Linked DNA regions of Homo sapiens: region 1 is linked to region 2. A link is a loop called in an ENCODE intact Hi-C map of the cell type or tissue named here. Cell type or tissue: heart left ventricle. All regions are shown on one strand. Each heading gives the region's core, and the rest is flanking DNA. Links, peaks and the distances in the headings are about the cores only.

Region 1 (5,937 bases), core at 2,241-4,740, 440 kb after region 2:
ACATCAAACATCTGAAAGACGTGCTTTGGATGAGCTCAAGAATGTGTAGCCAGGATCAGTAGAGGAAAGCCATGAAGGGTGTGGGTGGCTGAGCTCTCTTCAAGGAAAGGCAGGATTTGCAACCACCAGATCTTCTCAAGAGGCTACTTGAAGAGTCAGCACAGCCAATATCACTGAAAGTGATTCTCACTCTCTTGGTAAGGTAGTGGCCACATGTTTTTTGGCCATTCTCTTTCCCTTGGGGAACAGCCCTCAATTTTCCCTGTGAAGAATTACCTCTCCTCTATTGTGGCAGCCTTGACTTAAACAGTGACACTGGCCGAAGGGTGGTCACACACCTAAGATTGTCCAGATGGACTTTCTTCCCCAAGACTCTCTTCTCTGCAGTGGTTAAGTATGGGGTTGGGAAGACTATGCAAAGCTGACCACCCCCCGTGGTTGTTTCAATGGCAGCCTTATAATTTCTATGTAGAAGGGATGGGGCTGGCAGTCTGTTGAGGGCAGGATTTGGGGGACCACTTTAACCTATCTTCGTATAGCATTTTGCATAAAGGTAAGAAAGCTCAACTTCTCACACAAAGAATTAGGGTAGGATGGAGGGGTTTAAAGTTCCTCCAAATATCCTCAAATATCTCCTTGGAGTCACCACTGGGTGACACCACTGGTCAGTGCCTGTCACCTAGATCCCCAGAATCTTCATGGTTCCTGAGTCGTCCTAGCCTGGTTCTTCAGCTGCCTTTTTATTTCTGGAGACCCCCTTTCAATAACACAAATACCCTTTTTGGTTTAACTTGCCCAGAGTTGGTTTCTATTACTTGTACCACAGAAGGCTGATAGGGGATGGGGACGGACCCAGGCCCTAGATGAGATGAAGGAATTTTTAAAGCCTCTTTCATTGCTGTGGTTTTAAGATAAGCACAAATATAATTAGGCCTCTCTCATAGGAATCAATAGTTATAGATGTACTGGAAAGACAATACTTGGCTCAGTATCTTAAACAGACATGTTGGCTCTACACACTTGCAAACAATGAAATCAAGTATAATTTGCAGCCCTGGGGATATAGTTCCAGAAAGAGGCTCAAAGTACACTTACCAGTGGTATTCAGAAAGCCACGGAAGGGGACTCTGCCAGAACACCATCGTCCGCAGGCTGATGTCAACACATAATAAAACAATAGAGTGAACATTGGGGGAGGGAGGAATCTGTAACATAAAGAAGATAATGGAATCATCAACACTGATCAGCATCAGGAACAAATGGGGCTGGAGGAAACCTGAAGAATTCTTCAGAAAATCTCAAGTAAGTCTGCCAGCAGAAACTAACCATGCCTCACATTTGATTTCCACTGGTATATTTAGTATATTTCATGAAGTTGTGTAATATCTGCCCACCCTGCTTTGAATTTCAGCATAGTTACAGTGATGAAAACTAACAAAAAACAAACAAAAAACCCCCAAGAGATTCTTACTCTGATTTGGGGGTGGGGCCTGGGGGGTACAGTATAGTTCAACATAATTTGTTATAGAAAAAAAAGTTTCTATTGATTCATAATCAACCTTTTCAATGATGATTTTTTTGGGGGATGTGATCTCTCTGGACTTTTTTTTGGGAAAACATTGTTTCCTGCTAGACAAAGAGCAGTCTGTTTTGAACAGTGAAACTGACCTCTCAGCTTTTGAGTTTCTAATAGCAAATTAAATCTACCTCACCAGGAAAAGAAAATTATGAAGAGGTAACTTTTATAATGCAGGAAATAATTGGTGTATTGATCTTTATGAATTTCCTGATTTCTTTACCTTATAATGGTTTTCCTTAATGGCAACACATGCATTAAGAAAACAAAGCACATTTGATGGAAATTCGTTGTCTTCCCCTTTTTAAATTATTTAGTAACATTGGGCAGCTAAGAAATTGTTTCTGCTTCTATAAAACCCCCTATGCTAATTGTGGCCAGCAAATTAGTAATTATAATAGATGATACAAAGCAGGAAAGGGCTAAACTAATGTTAGGGAGTAAAGAATGCAATTAGATGGCTCAGCCTAACGCATCTTCACTCTGAATCTCTGTGAAGAAGGAAGAAAAAAGCTCTGCACCAAAATTAAAGGGGACTCGTTTTCTGATTGTGTCCTAGGGGATTTGGAGAAAGCTCAAGCAATTTGAAGGATACCCTCAGGTTGTACTCAGCAGAATTCCTGACCTCTGCCACATCCTATCTATCATGAGCCTTTATCAGGAGGAGATGGCACATCACAAGCCATTTGGTGGCACGTAATTGCTTCGACATTGACAGCAGAGGGGTATATATCACCTCCTCTGTTAAAAAGAGAGTGAGTGTTTTAAGTGGAAGAAGACTGAATGTAAAGGCAAATTTAAATAAACATTAAAGGGAAGTTAAACCAATACAAAACTGAAATGGATACCAAAATAAAATGAAAGCTTAAATATATGTTGAAGAAAACATTTAATAATGTATGATTTCTAATCATGCCCTTTAGAAATATTGAAGAATCAAGAATAAGAAAAAAAAAAGAATCTTATAGCTTAGAACAGCTTATAAAAGCATGAGACTGGTTTTGGACGGTACATGAAGTATTGTGGTTGGTTTTGTAAACTGCACAGAGAGAAAGGTCTTCTCAGTCTCAATTCTTCTGCTGACATTGAAAGGAAAGTCTCGGGGCTGGTCTGTCTTCAACTCCTCTTCAACACTGCCAAATCTCCCTTTTAAAAAAAGGAGGAAAAAAGAGTAGACTCATGCTCTGAGCCTTTGGCAAACAATCGCTTGAATTTAATTATATTACGTTGTTTTTATTACATTTATTTTTGTGGTTACCTTTATTTATGGCAAGTGAACTGGTTTCCACTTGTGATGGGCCTATGACATTTTTTTCTTTATTTACATTTTAAAAAGCTGAGTCAACTTAAAAACAAGTACTATATAAATAAAAGCTCTGAGTTTAAAAACAAAACAAAACAGAAAAATCAGTAGTGGGTTCAATGTCGTTGGACAAAAATCTTGTAAGGGGCACTGAAATAATTTTAGTTGAAAAAACATCAGTTTAAAGTCATAGACTACGAGAGCTTGAAGAGACTAAGAGCAGGCAATCCAAGTCTCCTCCACATGTGGAAACCAAGTCCAGAGACGGAGCAGTAACTGCCCGGCTCCCACGGCTTGTAATCGCAGAAACAAGCTTTAAGCCGGCTGCCTCCTTCCTCGTTGCTTTTACCATTATTTAATTTGTAGGCTTCACAAAGGCTATATGTGTTGAAATTGGCTAAATGTGCCCAGTCTAGAAATGAGTCAAAGTCAAGAGGCAGGCCACCAAGGAATTTATGTCTTTACTGATAAAATTTGTGCAACCTGCAAAACCACAGTGACATCTAGTGGTATTCCTTGAAAATGCAACTTTAAAAATATTTTTACATATTTAGAGGGTACAAGCGCAGGTTTCTTACATGCTTAGTAGTGAAGTCTAGGCTTCACTACTGGGTGCCCATCACCCAGATAGCGAACATTGTACACAACAGGTAGTTCTTCAACCCTCACGACCCTCCCACCCTTTCACCTTTTGTAGTGTCCAATGTCTATTCCACTCTGTATGTTCCTGTGTATCCATTGATCAGTTCCCAATTATAAGGGAGAACATGGGGTATTTGACTTTCTGTTTCTGAATTATTTCACTGAGGATAATGGCCTCCAGTTTCATCCATGTTGCTGCAAAAGACATGATTTTATTCTTTTTTATGGCTAAGTAGTATTCCGTGGTATATCTTTACTTCATTTCCTTTATCCAATCCTCCATTGATGGAGACAGTCAGGTTAACTCCATGTCTTTGCTATTGTGCATAGTGCTCTGATAAGCATATTAGTGCAAATATCTTTTTTTATATAATTGTTTCTTTCCCTTTGGGTTTATACCCAGTAGCAGGATTGCTGGATCAAATGGTAGTCCTATTTTTAGTTCTTTGAGAAATCATACTGTTTTCCATAAAGGTTGTATTAATATGCATTCCCACCAACAGTGTATAAGCATTCTCTTTACTTCACATCCTTGCCAACATCTATTGTTTTTAGACTTTTTAATAATTGCTATTCTGTCTGACTGTTGTAAGATAATATCTCATGGTTTACTTTGTGAAAATGCAACTCTTGATGCAACCCTTGACTTAAGCAGGCTTGTCATTAAAAAGGAAACATTGTTTTGTAGAATATCTCGTAGTGTGGGTTTGTCTATTTCCTCATGATTAGATTATTCTTAACAAGAATATCTCAGAGGTGAAGGAGTATCTTCCTTAGTGCATTATGTCAAGAGGTACATGATGAAGGCTTGTTCTATCATTGGCGATGCTAACTTCAGTCACTTGGTTACCGTGTTATCTCCCAGGTTTATCTCCTGTAGAGTTACTGTTCTTCCTTTCTTAATGATTTGAGGGACAATATTTTGAGGCTATATAAGCATCATTTTCCTTTTCAAACTTTCATCCACTAGTTTTAGTATCCATGGATAATTCTTGCCTAAATCAATTATTATTATAATAGTTGCAAAATGATAATTTTCTAATTCTGTCATTCCTTTCTCCATTTTATTAGTTAACATTTTACTCAAAGAGGGGCTTTCCCGATTCGCTTATGCATGTTTGCATTTATTTATTAGAATAAACTCATGAATGCTTACACAATCTACAATCTATGGATCTAGAATTCATGAGTCTATCATGAATAGGTTATATAGTAGATATTATATATCTTTAGATATATTATAGAGTACATATGCATGTATAGATTATGTCTAAATCTATAATCTATTGGTATTGTTATGTATTTCTTTTTAAAAATATAAATGTAGAACATCACACACTGGGGCCTGTTGGGGGTTGGGGGCTAGGGGAGGGAAAACATTAGGAGAAATACCTAATGTAGATGATGGGTTGATGGGTGCAGCAAACCACCATGGCACATGTATACCTATGTAACAAATCTGCACGTTCTGCATATGTATCCCAGAACTTAAAGTATAATAAAATAAATAAATAAAAATATAAACGTTTTGAAAGTCAAAATGGCGTGAAGAATTGTTTCGGATTAAGGAGACCAAAGAGACATGACAACTGAAAACAATGCATAATCCCGGGGTCAATTCTGCAAGGGACCTCAGGGGAGGCGCTGCAAACTGAAGGACATTATTGCGATGATGGGTGAAAGCTAAATAATTCTGTGAAGTAGATACTGCAGATTAAATAATAATACTGTACCTGTGTTACATTGTTTGGTTTTGATCATTTTACTGTAGTTATGTAAGAAAATGTCTTGCCTTAGGAAATACACACTGAAATATTTAGGGTTAAAAGGGCATTACATCTGCGGCTTATGCTCAAGTGGTTCAAAAATAATAGTGTGAGAGTGTGTGTGTGTATTGTGAAGAAATACAATCAAATACATCCTATTGTAATAGGATAATCAAATGTTGCAAAATGTTAACAACTGGTGAATCTGGGTGAAGGGTACATAAAAGTTCTAGCAACTTCTGTAAATTTGAAATTAAATCAAAATAAAAGTTACAAAAAAAGGTAAAATAAGATTTTAAAGAATTTTAAATTGTCTTTTTTTTTAAAAAAAAAAAAAAAAAGAGCAAAATAAACAAGTAAACTTGCACCTAGAAGCTTGAGAATGTCAAAGTCCTGTTAAGTTTCTTTCCACTGCTGCATACAGTTTGAGATAAAGTGCCGCTCTTTTCATTAGGGAATTACCTTGCTAGTCAAGGAAATCTATTATAAATTACTAGTTCAAATTCCCTAGATGCCTGAAAAATTCCTCAAAGGTACACACAATTTTATAAAAATTCACACATTTAATGTCATCACATACAGAAAACTGGCTATCCAGGTTGGGTCCTGGCATTGAACCCAACCAACCAACCATCTATGTTTGGACTAGA
Region 2 (5,937 bases), core at 2,142-4,641:
TGTATGCTAAGTAGATAAAAATCAGTCCCACTGTAGCATAACTCTCCAGAGAGAAGAGATAAAACTGCTTGATGCTTAAGTTAAAAAAAAAAAAAAGTAACAAAGTGTTTCCAGCTCCAGAAACTGAATTTCATTCCTAATGTAAATACAGAAGCCTCTGGAGAAGAGGATCATATTTGGAAGAGGGAAGGAAAGCAAAGGCAATTCGAGGAAGGGGCTTCTTTATTGCGCTCCAGAGCAAGGAAACAGCCCAAACAGAGACATCAACTATTTCTTTACCAGCAGTCACAAAACTGAGCTTTATCTTGACTTTTTCATCTCCCTCAATCCCGACATTGAATCAGTCACCAAATCCTGATAGTTCTATTGCCTAAATATTTTTTAATCCTCTCTATTTTCCTCCTTTTTCTTCTCCTAGTCCAAGCTGTTCATTCCTTGCTTGGATGACTGCAATGGCCTTCTAATGTCCTCTATTTTCCCTCTGTCTCCCTCCAATTTGTTCTTTTTGTAGCAACCAAGATGGTACTTCTAAAATATAAATTGAGATCCCTTGTTTACAACATGGAAGACTCTCCACTCTTCAAAATTACAATAAACATATATTGTAATATGAATAATGAGAAAGTATAAATGAAGAAGAGAAGATAGCAGACATAGACAACTCTTTTGAGATTCGCTACTATCAGGAGCAGGAGGACTGTGGCTAGCTTACAAGCAAAGTGAGGTCAAATCTTTTTTTTCCTCAATGAGATCACATTTGTAAGCTGGTCTGAATGTAAATTGAGGAAAGAGAATGTGATGGTGCTGGAGAGGGAGAAGATAATCTCAGGAGCAAAATTCTTGATGATATGATGATTTTGGAGCATGCTAGGGCAGGTGTGGCTTTGAGCATGGTGTGTTGGAAAGGGTCCACTTCACTGAAAGTGTACTTAAAAATGGATTCATTCATAAGGGTCTTTCTGCAAGGCAAACAGAATTGTTGTTGTTGTTGTTGTTTTTAAAAGCTGACCTATACTTCTGCATTGAATACAGCTACTGCAGAAGACAGAGGATTTTTTTTTCACAAGCACATGATTCCAATTTTCCATATTCCTATTTGGATTTATGGTAATAATGTTTTTTCTCATAAAGTCAGCTGCCAGGGCATTGACCAGTGCCTTCCATTACCTACTTTCCCTTATATGTTTGGAGAACTCTTATCCTATAGAACACCACTGGAGTATCCTCTTCTTTGCAGTCTTCCTTGATCTCCATGGAGAGAACATGTCATTATGACTTTCAAATCAGGCTGTGTGAACATCACCGTTCGTAACTTATCTTTTGGTCAGAAGTCTCAAACTGACACTCTAGGGGATTCTGGACTTAGTTTGGCCAAGAAAGTGTTTTTAAAACACTGTTTTTAGATAAGTTGCTGACATTTTAAAAATGAAAATTTTATGCCAGATTTTTAAATAATCTAGTAACATATCTGGCATTCTTGAGAAATGAAAGATGGGCAACACTGGGTCCACATTCTCACATGGGAGCAATTGCCTGGAGCAAGTGGGATTCTCACTTTGGACAGAGCATGCACTTGCCAGTGGCCCCAGCCCTCCCACTCCCTGTCTGGTTGTTTTTATCCCTAGTTTACCCCCTCATTTTTTGTTTTTCTTGAGATGGAGTCTCGCTCTGTCACCCAGGCTGGAATGCAGTGGCACAATCTCGGCTCACTGCAAGCTCCACCTGCCGGTTCACGCCATTCTCCTGCCTCAGCCTCCCCAGTAGCTGGGACTACAGGCGCCCACCACCACGCCCAGCTAATTTTTTTTGGTATTTTTAGTAGAGACAAGGTTTCACCATGTTAGCCAAGATGGTCTCAATCTCCTGACCTCGTGATCCACCCTCCTCGGCCTCCCTAAGTGCTGGGATTACAGGCGTGAGCCACCGTGCCTGGCCCACCCCGATTTTTTAACCAGCATAGCCCCTATGAACAAATATGGGGCTGTGAGTTTATGAGCCTTGCCATAGGCCCTACAGGCAGGAACTATGGCCCATTTGCTTAGTGTACCTGGCAGCTAGCACAGTACCAGGCACGTGGTAGGTGCTCAGGACATGTTCTGAATTGAACTCCCAAGCCCCACAGTCTCATTGTGCACATCTGCACACTCCACTCACATAGTTTTTCTGTTCCTAAATGTACCTTATGTGCTCCAAAGCTCAGTGTTCTTACACCTCCCTCATTTCCTCTGCCTAAGGGGCCAGGCCCACCTGGTTAGCTCCTGCTGAGCTTTTATACCTCAGCTCAAATGTTACTTTCTCTGGAGCCTTTCCCAGCACTTCAGGTTAAATCAGATCCTGCTGCAATGTACTTTCAGAGCATTGTAGACATTTTCTTCATTACCATGATTCGTTTGTTACAGGCACTTGAGTGGCTGCTTAACGTTCATTTGCCCCACTCAAGTATGAGCTCCAAGTGGGTATAATGTCACCATGGCCCACCGATGTATCACCATGTCTTGCCTAGCACCAGAGGCATAGGAAACGCGCAAAGTTTACAAGCATGAATGAATAAATGAACGATCGAGTGAATGAGCACTTTCAAGAGGTAGCCCTTAAAGACTGTAGGGGCCAGCGTGTCAGAGGTGTGGACGTCAGCTGTGCTCTGTGGAGCATTGTGGCACACCTGTCTCAGCCTGGCCGACCATTCTAGCATAATTTGAATATAAGTGTGTCTTTTCTGAGATGGTGTGCATCCTGAGAAAAGGGGCCTCTTGTTCAATCTTTATCTTCTGCATCTAATACAGGAAACTATATCAAACACAGAATTCAAAAGAAACATATATTGAATGGCCACACTTTTCAGCAAGTTTCTTTAAAAGGATGGCAGCTTCTCTAACTTATATATCACTCTCTTTCATTACTCAAATCGGGCTATATTCCAAAGCCGAAACAGTGCCCACCACATGTGACTGTGTTGCAGCCATCCTATCACCTCTGGCCATCAAGTTTCCGTTGGCCTACAGCCTATCTGCTGAGTTTTTGAGGCATTTTACAAGTATCATTAACCTCATCATGTTCAATAACTGTAAAAGTAGGAAAATCATTGAGTGTGCATTTAGAAAGACTCATGATCATGATGGAATTTAAAGTGAAACAATTTTACATGAGTAGGTACCTATCTAGTATTTGTGGAATGTTTCACTCCTGTCCAACAGGAAAAGTATCTTATTCATGTGGGGTTAAAAAATATTGATAACAGAAGGCTCAGTTCACACATGCCTCCTCATCAATGAGCCAGGGCACATAATTAGTTGACCAGAAGGCTCGCTGGGATTAATTAGCAGCTGTGTGTGAAAAGCTTGGTTCAGATTTGTAGCACGAAGGATAGGGGTTCTAGAATGGCCACTTCCTGGATTCACAGTTCAATCACGCAGGAGGATCTCAGGGCTTGGCTGTTGAAGTTGCTGGGGGCTCTTGGCTCCTATATGGACCGGTGTGGGCATGTGCACATCCAGCTACCGCCGGCAGAGGGCAGCAGTACGCTGCGCGTGTTCAATTTGCATCCCAGATTAGCAAATCCCCAAGGACCTACATAAGAAAGAGGGTGTCCCAGCACTACCCTAATTCCTTTTCACTGGGTATCAAGACTGATCTGAGTCATTGCAAACACAGACCTTTTACATTATGTTGGACTTTGGCTCATCTGAAATAGAGAAATGAATACACAACTAGGAGCTGCCATCACAGACAGGAAGTAACTTTAATTAAATATTGTGAAAGTTGAAAAGTTTTTACAGCTTGAATTTTTGCAAAAAAAAAAAAAAAATTTAACAATCTCTACAGTAGTTAGGTTCTCTAACAATTGAACTGTACAGTGTGTGTCTATTCAAAAAGTTTTGATAAGAAGGTGAAAGGTTAGTAGATTTAGAGATGACTTCATTTAAGCTGCATCCTAGTACAATGTGAGGCCAGGGCAATGTTATGCAATCCAGTCATCCAGAAGCTGTATTTTTTCCCCCAACACTGAAATCTTAATTTAATTCTTCATTTCATTTTCTTCTTAAAGCCATATTCTGTATTTAGGGGAACATCTTTTATTTGTAAAACTTTTGTGGAGAAGAAAGAGGATCAGAGGGCCAGAATGTCTTTTCATCTAATCAATAGAAATAGAAGCAACAAAACACAAATTATACACATTTTAAAGGCTCTTTGGACTTTCAAGAAGAGTTCTAACCACTGCACATGGCTGACAGATGGGTAGTGTCTGTTGTCAAGGTCTAAGCCGGACACCTTCCCGGCTGACCGTTCATTCCTTCAGAAACAGTTAAGGGGCTCACCAGATAAAATATGGCTTTAACTTGTGTACATCTTCAGGCCAGCGCTTACCACGCAAATTCAGATAACCTTTCTGAGTACCGAGAAGCAATGCGTCCACCTTGCTTACATTTTCCAGTTTTTTTTATTATTATTAGTCATCATTATTATTTCTCACCATGAAAAACAGCTTTCCTCCCTCCCCTACCCTCCCACAACTCCCCTCCCCCACCCACCCCAACCCATAAAAATCGCACTCTTGACAGCCTAGTGAAAACCATTGCAAAATCCATATGGGGGCATGCACAGTTGCAGCATTGTTGTAAATGATTTCTTGCTCTACTAGAAAAAGTTACATTGTCTTAAGGTAACAAAACAGTTCTTTTGTGCTTTTCGATTTCTTTGTTTTTTTTTTTTTCTTTTTTTCTTTTTCTTTTTTCTTAGAATGTTAGTGATGACTGACAGTTCTGGTGCACAGTTACAATGTACAAGTGAAATGAATATGATTTGCATTGTTAAGGCATCCAATCTGCTGGTTTATATTTATGTGAAAGACAGAGGAAATATACAAGCAGACTTAAGAAAGAAAGTATGTTCATTGATTTCTATGAAGTTTCTCCCTAGAATTTAATGCACAAAATGCGTCACTCCAAAGGGAGAGATTCCATGCATATTAATAGAGTAAAACAGCATTAGGGTTGTTTTGTAAGCTTCCAAAGCAAAGGATACATTTTTTTTTAAATCTACTGAACTAAATACTACAAGAATAATATGCTACTATTTTTTTTTTTTTGCCATATATTGGAAAAAACTTCTTAACTTACAAATAATACAAAAATAGACAATGACTTTTGGGTGGAAATTAAAAAAACTGAAGCATGGTTTATAACAATACTAAAAATAACTATAAATGAAATGTTTAAAAATCACATTGAAACAGCTAATACAAGTGTAGGTGACCAAACAAATACGCACTTTTCACGTAGCAAACATACACAATAAAATAAATTGGGGGTGGAAGGAAGAGGAAGAAGGGAAAAGCAATGTACAAATTCGAAAGATAAATACATTATTTATATGGATATTTTACAAAATCCCCTTTAAAACAAAAAGCCTTTTAATTAACTTTGCAAGTATGTGCAAGCTAAAGGTAGTGAGCTTTTTTTCTTTGCAAAATACGCAGTAAAATCTTTTTGTGATATTGAAAAAATGTCTTAAGACATTAAAATGTATAAATAGAACAACAACTTTGGCAAAAAATCACAAAAAAAAAATCTACAGTATTTATAACTACATACAAAAACACAAGAGCAAAGAAAAAAATATCAGGCAAATGCATCCTCAGAGCTTTGCTGCATCTTTGCTATTAATTCTTATTTTTAAGAACACTTCCCAGATAATGAGAGCAAAAATTCCCATAGAACAGAAAACTATGTTTTGGAGGTCTCAACCTTCTTTTCCTTTCTCCACCCCCGGTTCCCTTTAACTCTTAATTCCAAAGCACTTAACCTGTTGTTTCAATCTATTATGTTACAAATGGTAAGGGTCGACTGATAGAGGCAGTATCTGGAATGGGAAAATCGAAAATACCTGCCACGTTGCTTTTATCAACTTTTGGAAGATAGGTATGAAGTCTGCATTTAG

The links. Peaks named below come from ENCODE experiments on the same cell type or tissue, not always from the same donor. Only the 100,000 strongest peaks of a DNase experiment are listed, where the experiment ranks them.
Region 1: it touches region 2 in a loop (17-fold over the local background); 32 of 110 quality-filtered maps call a loop at or near these places.

Annotation. Positions count from the first base shown.
Region 1 is chr5:159,129,966-159,135,902 of GRCh38, forward strand. No RefSeq gene overlaps it. Among named protein-coding and RNA genes, the nearest start is that of LINC02202, 32 kb to the left of the region's middle. In heart left ventricle, for the core only: a CTCF peak has its summit at 3,377 (motif pointing left); no DNase peak of the experiment used is centred there; H3K4me3 peaks cover 312 bases.
Region 2 is chr5:158,692,200-158,698,136 of GRCh38, forward strand. It overlaps EBF1 (EBF transcription factor 1), which reads right to left. Exons shown (of 16, transcript NM_024007.5): 16 at 3,721-5,937. Among named protein-coding and RNA genes, the nearest start is that of LINC02227, 290 kb to the left of the region's middle. RefSeq lists an enhancer at 5,572-5,937. In heart left ventricle, for the core only: a CTCF peak has its summit at 3,504 (motif pointing right); a DNase peak (open chromatin) is centred at 3,492; H3K27ac peaks cover 1,056 bases.